Regions from separate parts of the Homo sapiens genome. Here all the other regions are linked to region 2. A link is a contact called in ENCODE Hi-C or POLR2A ChIA-PET data. All regions are on one chromosome and are shown on one strand. Each heading gives the region's core, a stretch centred on a gene start or an enhancer-like site at or near the end of the contact. The rest is flanking DNA. Distances are from core to core; before and after follow the strand shown. Region 1 holds the start of SESN3 (sestrin 3). Region 2 holds the start of MRE11 (MRE11 double strand break repair nuclease). Region 3 overlaps SMCO4 (single-pass membrane protein with coiled-coil domains 4).

The links. A loop is a pair of places that touch in the nucleus more often than their neighbours do. ChIA-PET counts read pairs that join two places held with the same protein, here RNA polymerase II (POLR2A). Pooled maps may share reads with other maps.
Region 1: a loop to region 2 is called in a map of natural killer cell, with 11 times the contacts of the local background. The contact joins the promoter of SESN3 here to the promoter of MRE11 in region 2. A Hi-C loop is called at or near these places in 4 of 168 maps with a recorded cell type or tissue (CD8-positive, alpha-beta T cell, naive thymus-derived CD4-positive, alpha-beta T cell and natural killer cell) and 10 of 50 pooled maps. POLR2A ChIA-PET finds 5 or more read pairs at or near these places in 1 of 52 experiments (activated T-cell).
Region 3: a pooled map shows a loop between it and region 2 (4-fold over the local background). The contact joins the enhancer-like site here to the promoter of MRE11 in region 2. A Hi-C loop is called at or near these places in 1 of 168 maps with a recorded cell type or tissue (ascending aorta), 1 of 37 single-sample maps with no recorded cell type and 5 of 50 pooled maps.

The regions. Positions count from the first base shown.
Region 1 is chr11:95,229,387-95,232,451 of GRCh38, reverse strand. It overlaps SESN3 (sestrin 3), which reads left to right and starts at 1,250. Exons shown (of 10, transcript NM_144665.4): 1 at 1,250-1,669. The coding sequence starts at 1,592. LOC100129203 (a long non-coding RNA gene) reads right to left here and starts at 2,266. Exons shown (of 6, transcript NR_110295.2): 1 at 1,957-2,266; 2 at 879-1,327; 3 at 276-400. RefSeq lists enhancers at 1-231, 232-871 and silencers at 1,227-1,376, 1,387-1,696.
Region 2 is chr11:94,492,594-94,495,622 of GRCh38, reverse strand. It overlaps MRE11 (MRE11 double strand break repair nuclease), which reads left to right and starts at 1,779. Exons shown (of 20, transcript NM_005591.4): 1 at 1,779-1,832; 2 at 2,717-2,841. The coding sequence starts at 2,822. ANKRD49 (ankyrin repeat domain 49) reads right to left here and starts at 1,639. Exons shown (of 3, transcript NM_017704.3): 1 at 1,588-1,639. RefSeq lists an enhancer at 1,340-1,429.
Region 3 is chr11:93,524,207-93,527,105 of GRCh38, reverse strand. The region is part of intron 1 of SMCO4 (single-pass membrane protein with coiled-coil domains 4); the gene reads left to right. Among named protein-coding and RNA genes, the nearest start is that of SMCO4, 18 kb to the left of the region's middle. RefSeq lists enhancers at 159-328, 359-458. Within about 2 kb of position 1,250, at least 10 of the 41 ENCODE cell types and tissues checked have a DNase peak (open chromatin) inside an H3K27ac peak, as active enhancers do.

The sequences.
Region 1 (3,065 bases), core at 1-2,500, 740 kb before region 2:
TAGGCGATGCAAGTTATCTCTGGGGCCCGGAGGACACGAGTGAGGACCGGGCACCAATCAGGTTCTCGCTCTGCGCCGGCCTTTGTTCTCACTCGGGAGCAGGTTGCGGGCGTCTAGCATCGGGAACCCGCATTCGACTCGGACGCGCATTGCTAGCCCCTTCGGGAGACCTGGCTCCCCTACCCGTCTGTCCCGCCACACTCGGTCAGCCTGCGCTTTCCCCAGTCAAGTCTGCCTTCTCTCCGCAGAACGTGGACGCTAAAACCCTGACTTACCATTTTAAGCTTTAGAAGAGGTAGGTTTGTCCCAATAGTTTTAAACGACAATTTGTTCTCTGAACCTTCCTTTCTGAGCAGGGCGCTGTGCTCTGCATGTATCCGAACAGCTGCCTCAGGAAGGTCTTTTGGGTGAGAAAACAAGCCCCTTTGGCCTTTTAGTGCTGGACAAGTAAATGAACTTACATCTCTAAGATAACTGCTAGAAGGTGCTTCACAAACAAGAGGAAACCGCTAAACCAGAGGTTTTGTGTCTCTCCCCTCAAACTCGATTACTTGCGTAAATATATATATAACTCAGACATTTATCCCCTATCCGCCTCCCAAGCCTCAAGTAACTGAAATCTTTGCAAAACAAGGTTCACAATAAATGATGCGTAAAGTTCTTTGAGATCCCTGGATACAAAGTACTACATAACTGCAGTCTTCTTTACAGCTAAAGTTAGATTTTGGTGGAGAGAAAGCCTAACCACTGCCCTGAAGGAAGGAACATTTAATCCTCCCACTCCCCTCCCCCTTTCTCGAGAGATCAGGAAATATTTAGCTCAATCTTAGACTCTCTAGCGAGCTCTAGCTCCCAACTATTTATCTCATTCTCCTCACCACTTCTGCAGGGACCTAGAGAAGGGGGCGTAGCTTATCTTGGGGGTGGGGCTTGGAGGGCAGTATATTTGCATATGACACACCCTCGTCCTCTTATTGGCAGAGGAGAGCAAACTGTTCCCTGCTACCCTACTACTTAGCTAACCGCCACCTCCCTTCAGTTCCGAGCCTCGGAGATAAACTTAACTTGCCCGGAGATTCAAGGCTTCCTCGGCCCCTGCGATTGGCCGGCGCGACTCCCAGTCGGGCTCTCGTTGCTCATTGGCTGCGGGCTAGCGCCCTGGGGGCGTAGCCGGAGCTGTCCGATTGGCGGGAGGGGCGGTACCGGAGCGTGGAGGTGGTGAAGGTGGTGGGGCGGCGGAGGCGGGGCCGCACTGAGGCGCTGCGGCGGCGGTGGTGGCGGTGGCAGCGGTGGCGGCTGCTCGTCCTAGCCTGGCGGGGGCGGGGGTCTGGAAGATGGGGGCGGGTGGAACAACGGGCCGGTGAGGAGCAGCCGCCGCCGTCTCCGCCGTCGCTGGGGCAGCTGCCGCGGTGGTCGCCTCTGGCAGTGCCGCTAGCTTTCAGGCAGTCGCCTCTCCTCCCGACATCCCGCCTTGAGGAGGCTGAGGCGGAATCGCGGCTGGCGGCGGGGGGACGGACCGGCCCTGCAGTGGCCGCAGTGACAGCCCGGACCCGGCCCTCCGCCCGCTCTCGCCTCGGCGCCCGCAGCCACGATGAACCGGGGCGGCGGCAGCCCGTCGGCCGCCGCCAACTACCTGCTCTGTACCAACTGCCGGAAAGTGCTGCGGAAGGTACGGGTTCGGCCCGGGGTCCTGCCGGCGAGGGTCGCTTCCTGCCGGCCGGGGCTCGGGCGGCTCGTCCCCGGGCGCGCACTGGGGGAGGCTGAGAGGGATCCCCGGGCACCGTCCCTCCGCAGGGACTGAGAAAGGGGGCGTGGGTTGAGGGCAGGAGGGTTTGGACTACTGCGGCTTTTTATTTCCGCCGGGACAGACCCAAGTCTGGAGGGGTTGGGATATTTTTTCTTCCCTTGTTCCTTTTATTTGGTGCCTTTGCTCTCCTTTACGGCTCATTTCCCTACCTTGCTACCCCGGGTCGGCTCCTTGGGCGGAGGGCGGGAGGGATCCGTTCGATCCTCCTCCCTGTGCAGTTTAGCTGTTGATGGAGGTCGGTGTGAAATCAGAGCAGCTGGGTCGGATCCCGAGGAACCTGGCCCCTCTTTGCTGTGGCTAACTCTTGCGAGTGTTGTTTTTGTTTATTCGGTTGCTTCTGCCTTGCGCGCCTTGCTCAACAACCCCCGTTTTCAAATTGTTTGGATGGTAGTCCTGTGTCTGTAGTTCAGTCTCGAAAGGAACCAGTAAAGCATCTTGAACTTTATGCCCATGGGAAATGCAATTCGACCTGGCCAGTTCCTGAGGCTGGGGTTGGGGGAGGAGAAGACTGAGGTGGATGTGGGTTATTCCTCCTTAGCACCCCCCTGCCCCCGTGTTGATCCAGAAAAATGAGGCGCACCATCAGTTTATTGCTGCTTCCTAGAGTGACTGATAGAAAGTTTACTCCAGTATTGTTTAGCTTACTTGGCTTAATCGCCCCGCGGGGAAGGGCGAGAGGGATGGGGAAGGGAATGAAAAAAAGGTCTCTAGACTTTTTGATCAGATTTTAACAGCTGCCCCAAAGTAATATTATAATCAGTTTATTCGTATTCAAACTCTATTTTTACATTTTATTAAGTGGAAACGTTAGGTGAGATGCTTCTGTTTGTTCACTACAAATGAATTAAAATTGCTGAGCTGTGCAAATGCATCGGGACTGAAAGCGGAGATGAATATGGTACCGTTTTTAGTCAACATCTCTAAATACGGTTCACTTTGGGATTGTTCTTTCTACATTTTTTTTTAAAAAAGGAAGAAAGAAAAAAGCACATAAGTAAGCAAGCTCAAATATTTGCGCTCTTTGTCCAAAAACTGTTTTTCTTCCTCTGTGGGTCAGGCCAAGTGCCAATCAAAGTTGTTTTTCAAGCCTCTTTTCCCTGCAGTAGGGCTGCTGCTTTTTTTTTTCTTCCTATTTTATTTGAGAGCGTGAGAGCAAAGGGATTGCAGATTTGAGGTTAATTGAACAGTTAAATATGCCTTAAATTGTGTTTATTGGATATGTTTCTCTTGAAACAGATTTTTATTAAATGTGCATGTT
Region 2 (3,029 bases), core at 530-3,029:
CAATTAAAGAAAAGGAGAATAACCAATAGATAATTTACAAATACGAATTCCCAGCCTCTCAACTCTATTTGTTGAAATATAATCAGTCTTTCAAGGCTCTTCTCTGATGTTATCTCTTTCATTCTTTCTTGATCCTCTCATTTAGATCGCTTTCTGCTTTCTACTTTTTTTGGTGCTACATTTCACCTCTAACTTTGTTCTTGTTTTAGCCCCTTAAAAGATTATAAGCTGAAAGATAAGGACCACATTTAACTTATATTTATCTCCTACTTGTCTATAGAAGGCATTAAGAAGTATGTGTAGCATTACATTTAATTAAAGTCTTGTCACTTGATTTTGCCTGGAATGGATTCTGAGAAGTTCCAGAGTTAGGCATAACCCCAAGATACTGATTTCTTGATACCTAATCTCACAAGTTTAACAGTATACAATCTTAATGTGGTATTAAACTTTATTACTAGTGGCAATAGCACTAAACTCAAGTTTAAATGTATTACTCATGTCCAGTAACTTTTCTGGTCCTGTTACTTTATTGTAAAATGTAAGAATTTTACTAAAGTATTCCTAAGGCCAATCCGGCTTTTCAGTCACCCAATCAGAGACACCCTTGGAATCAGAGATATCCAATCAGAATTGCTCTGTGTTTTATTAATTCTCCTGGAGCTTCCACTTTTTCTTTGATTCTCAAACTAATTCCTGAACCTTGCAACACAAAAATGACCATACATCAATTCATTAAACACTTAACAGATGCTAATAAATAAAAGTTCACTTGTAATTATATCAAATATAGTAACCTTATACCACAGATCTTACCCTCTCCCCCAACATGCTTTTCCTTTCAATAAAAACTCCCTTTATATAAATTTTGAGTTTACAGATCCAGATACAAAAAATTATGTACAAAATTTTACTGGTATATTTAGTTTAAAAAGCCAAGCCTAGGCGCATCTACCCGACTTACAGTTAAGAAACAAAACTGATGACTTGATGATGATATTCCTGATATTCCATCAGGAATGTCAGGGTATGTTTCCTAACTTAAAGGGCATATCCTATTTTGAGAGAGATCCGAACTATGTCAACTCCTTACAAACAACTCAGTGATAGGCGGGGCTATAAACCTTACTGGTGAAGGAGGTTCAGATAGATTAAAACAACTTGCCCTAGATCAAGGACCCTTCAATGGAACTGAAAGGGCAGACGTTCTAATTCAAAAGTTCTACATTATTTTTCGCTGCACTATACATCTTACTGCTCTCAGCACAAAGCAGTGCAGATGTGCTGAACTCAAGGACCTAGGGGCGACACCTGTAGAGGGTCTGGCGACTGGGAGGGAGGGAGAGGGGATCCAGCTCCGGCACTCTGCCACCAGCCGGGAGCTCACAGGCCCGTGAGCTCCGCCTGCGGCCTTCCAAACAGCCAAGAGCGGAGAAGCGGCTTCGGTCCTACCTGGGGACCACGAAGCGGCCTGACCTGCAGGGCTCGGCCTGTGTCCACAGGCTACCCACCCCCACGGGCTCAGGAGTTCTTAGATGGCGCCGGTCCATCAAAAAGCGAGGTCCGGGACAGGGAATAACAACCCACCTGACAGAAGGGAAAATCGCCGCCTTGCATCTCACTTCCGGGTTCGTCTCCTAGCCTGCTCAGGATTGGCTCCTGCGTGAGGGCGGGGCCTCGCCGCTACTTTCCCCGCCCCCTCACTGCGTGCGGTAGCCAATGAGAGCCGAACTGGACTTGAAGCATCTACGTTATCCATGAAGTGTCGCGAGAGAAACGGACGCCGTTCTCTCCCGCGGAATTCAGGTTTACGGCCCTGCGGGTTCTCAGAGGCAAGTTCAGACCGTGTTGTTTTCTTTTCACGGATCCTGCCCTTTCTTCCCGAAAAGAAGACAGCCTTGGGTCGCGATTGTGGGGCTTCGAAGAGTCCAGCAGTGGGGTAATTTAGGAATCGCATTCGTCTCCTGTTTCTGCAGGTTCCCAGGCGGAAGCCCAGAGTTAACTGGAACCTCGGGAAGAGCGGGCCGAGTGGGCAGGGGAGGGGTCCTGGCGGGCTCAGCGTTCTGATTCCGAGGTTCCCTGCGGTGAGGGCGTGTTGAGGCTTGGAATCCCGACGGAATCTGGAGCTCCAGATGTGGTGGGGGTTGTCTCGCGGTGGCAGCCACTCTTCCCCAAACCTGGCTATTTTCAGTCATCCTGCTGGTGCTTAAAGGTGTTCCTCCGCAGACCACGTGTTTGTTTATTTACACTCGCTTTAAACGCGGGCCCGTTCCCTTTTCCAAACTAGCCAGGTCCTTTAAAAAAAATCGTGGGGTTTGAATAGGAAATACAGGATTGCCTCTGTTCTCCAGAGTAACCTATGCGTGCAACTTAAAAATATCTGCACATCTAGAGTTGTTTGTGTGTTGAACCAGAACCGTATGTGACCCTTTCTGCCCATTTATTTAGCATACATTAATTTCCCATAAGAGCACGGGAAAGGAAAATAGGAGTTTAATCATCTTGGTGAAACTAGGAAACAGGATGTACACTGGAGATATATTATTTTCTATGCTCAGTTCATTAAAAAAAAGTATAGTGGGTGCTTAGATGAAAATGAGACTTCTAAATTTGCCAGTCTAATTAAGACGTCTGTACCTTGTGCAGCGTAAATCATGTTGGTTAAATACGTGCAGGCTTTTAAAAAATGTGTTTTATGATGTAATTTTGTTTTTAGAATTTCTAGAATTTGGAATCGAGTGCATTTTCTGACATTTGAGTACAGTACCCAGGGGTTCTTGGAGAAGAACCTGGTCCCAGAGGAGCTTGACTGACCATAAAAATGAGTACTGCAGATGCACTGTAAGCACCTGACTTCTGGAATCCCTTGTTATTTGGGGTTTCTAAAGCTCGTCAACTGTGATCACAGTAAAAGAAAACTTATTTAATAAGCAGTAAATAAGGAACCTGTTTATGAACAGAAATATTAGTCATCAAAAAGGGTATTTGGAATGTTTTAAATATTTATCTGTTTGTTAACTGGAAGCTAA
Region 3 (2,899 bases), core at 1-2,500, 970 kb after region 2:
AGGGTGTGTGGCTGACGCAGGTGCTGCCTGTCAGCGGTTGCCAAGGTTGGTTTGTGAGCTCTGTTGTGTCTTGAGAAGGTTGAAGAGTGGGCTGCTGTACTGAGAGGGTTGTGTGTCGGAATTCTGTCTCTAGAAGGTCCTCAGCAGTGCAGTGGAAAGGGCAATGGCCTAGAGCTCAGATATGTGGCCTTGTCAGGTCTGGGTTATTTTGGAGAACACACATTGAACTTGGGAATTAGTCTGTACTTTAGTCCTGATTGTGCCGTGTGGTAGACATACTTAGGCTTCCATTTCCTCATTTCTCAGTGAGTGATAAAAATGCCTGTTCCACCTGCCTCCCAGGATGGTGGTGATGATTAAATGTCATGATGTAGGGAAAAAGTGCTGAGGAAACCACAGGGCTCTCAAGGAAGTTTCTCTGATGAGAATTTTGAGTGTACAATGGTGCGTGAGAACAGTGGGGCTGACCTTGGAGATGTGAGGAGGATGGATGCGGATGTGAAGAGCAGCAGGTTTGCTTTATTTCATTTTTGTTTTTGGCAGCAGCTTGTTTCCTCTACCATCGCTTCACTGGTGAAGTATAATGTTCCACTGTCTACCTGGTGTTGTACTGCCTAGTGCTGAATGCTCTAGGATTTCACTGGAATTTGTCCCTGCCAAATTCCTTGGATTCACTCTCCCCAAAACTCTCATCTCTTTGGTGAAATGAGTTGTAATTTAGGAGATCATTCTGTAACTGCGGTGGTTGAAAGTACATAGCAACTTTCCCTGGTCTTGTTTGTCTTCCTAATTTTTTTTTTTTTTTAGCAAATATTTGTCTGTTTCTGTTCTCTAATCTTGAGCAGCCAAGCGTGTGAGTGGGCTGGAACCTGGTGGTCTGCCCCTGGGGAGGGGAGGGGGTCCCCCTTGGGTGGTGCTTGCTCTTCATTGGACCCTTTCTGTGCTTGATGCTTTGTAGAACATCAAGGTACAGTAGGCAGAATCCCTTGTTTTATGGGAAGATATGTATACTCAAACCAATATGAGTGTTAGGGATAGACAGCTTGAGAAGTCCCTGTCATGAGAGGTGTAACCCTCAGTCCAAGTGGATGAAGATGGATTATTGGGGATAGTCAGAGAGGATAAACTGTTGGCAGGACTTCTGTGACTTTTTGCTTTTTCACAACTGTTTGAATCAGCTCTTTCCAAGCTGGGGTTTCTGTCCAGCTATCCTGAGATAATTTCTTGAGTCATCACTGTTGCAGTGCACGTTTCATCTGACAGGAAAGCAGGGGCCCATGCAGGGCTCTGCTGAAGTCAGTGGCCCTGTCTTGTTTTTTGGCTTTGAGAATGGTACTCGAAGACTAAGTAGGTCACAGATATCTATTTTGAATTGAGTATGACTGGGCTGCTTGGACATCTAATTTCCGGATCCAATCCTGTTGGTCGCGTTTGCCCAGGAGTTTGGCAGCAAGCACTCTCTGGTTGGTCGTAGGGTGTATTTATAAAGTGGGAAGAGTCTGGAGACACTGCAGTTCTCTATTCCTGCAGGAGAGCCAGGAGTGGGTGGGCTTCAAAACCCTTTAGGAATGGGGGGAGTGGAATTTTTCCACCTCACTTCCTTAAATTTTCTGAAAATTGCTGATCCTCACTAACTCTATGGAACTTTTTTCTTTCAAGGAATCAAATTTAATTTTTACCCAATATTAGCTGGCCTCTGCTTCAAGTTGGATAATAGCTTCAGTTGCTGTGTGCCTTGCCTTTTATGCAGATTATCTCATTTAATCCTCACAACAAGCTCAGAAAGTGGTTATTATTTTCTCCATTTTACAGAGGAAAAGACCTGAGAATCAGTGGGGCAGTAATTTGCTGACAGACCCAGTGTGTAAGTAGCAGTGCTTGAGATTCAAACGTAAGATCTTCTGATCAGAGTGTGGCCTTTTGCTGCATAGCACAGTGGTCTCAGGAGCCCTGGGAGGTGTTCTGGCCACAGCTGGAAGTGGCAGCAGGAGCCCTGGGAGAGGGTATTCTGACCACAGCTGGGAGTGGCAGTACAGTAGTGGCTCCTTGGCCCATTGTGGGTTGAGTGCAACCTTCCTCTGAGTAGAGGCCAGCTGTGGGTGTTGGGGATGTGGGCCGCCCAGCCCAGGGAAGCATCTGTCTTTGTGGAACTGGAGTTATGTTTTATGATGTCACTCTGGTGTGACTGGATCACAGAATTCTGAGTTTATACCCTTTGTTGGATTTTTTTCCTGTTTCACTATTTTTCTGTGGGTCCTTGCCCAAGACCTTGGATGAGTGCAGTGAGCAGGCGAGATCTGTGAGTTAACATAGGTGGGGAACGCATTGGATGCACCACCTCCTCTGTGTGCACTGGCTGTTGACCCACCATTCCTCATCATCAGTACTCCGTGCCTTCCCTGCATTTTGGAGGACTAAGCACTTTTGTAGCGGGGAGTGTGTGTTTTGCCTTTCTCTTCAGTTTGTCCCCATAAGCTACTTCCAGGGGCCTGGCAGTAATGCTGCTGCTCCAGGTCATTTGTGTTTGTGGAGTGTCAGAGTTTTCAGGACTTTGCCCAGAAAGTCTTGTCCAGTGCTCCCAGGGAGTGGTCGTCATCATCTCCATTTTACAGATGGGGATTCTTAAGGGAAGTCACTCTTAGGTAGCATACTTCTATACCATAGCTTCCCCTGTAAGTTTCATAAAACACAACCGAGAAGATGCCTGTTTAAAATCAGCTTGTATTCCGAAAGTGAAAGAATGCCCTCTTCAAATGCCCTGGGGATCGTGTACACAGTAGGGTTCTCTTCTCCCTCAGGAATGTGTGGTCCCATCCTAGGTTCCCTCCCGGCCGTTTCCTGGCTTTGTGAGCCTGAGCTGGTTACTGAACCTTTCTGAGTCTGTGTCCTATAAATTGGT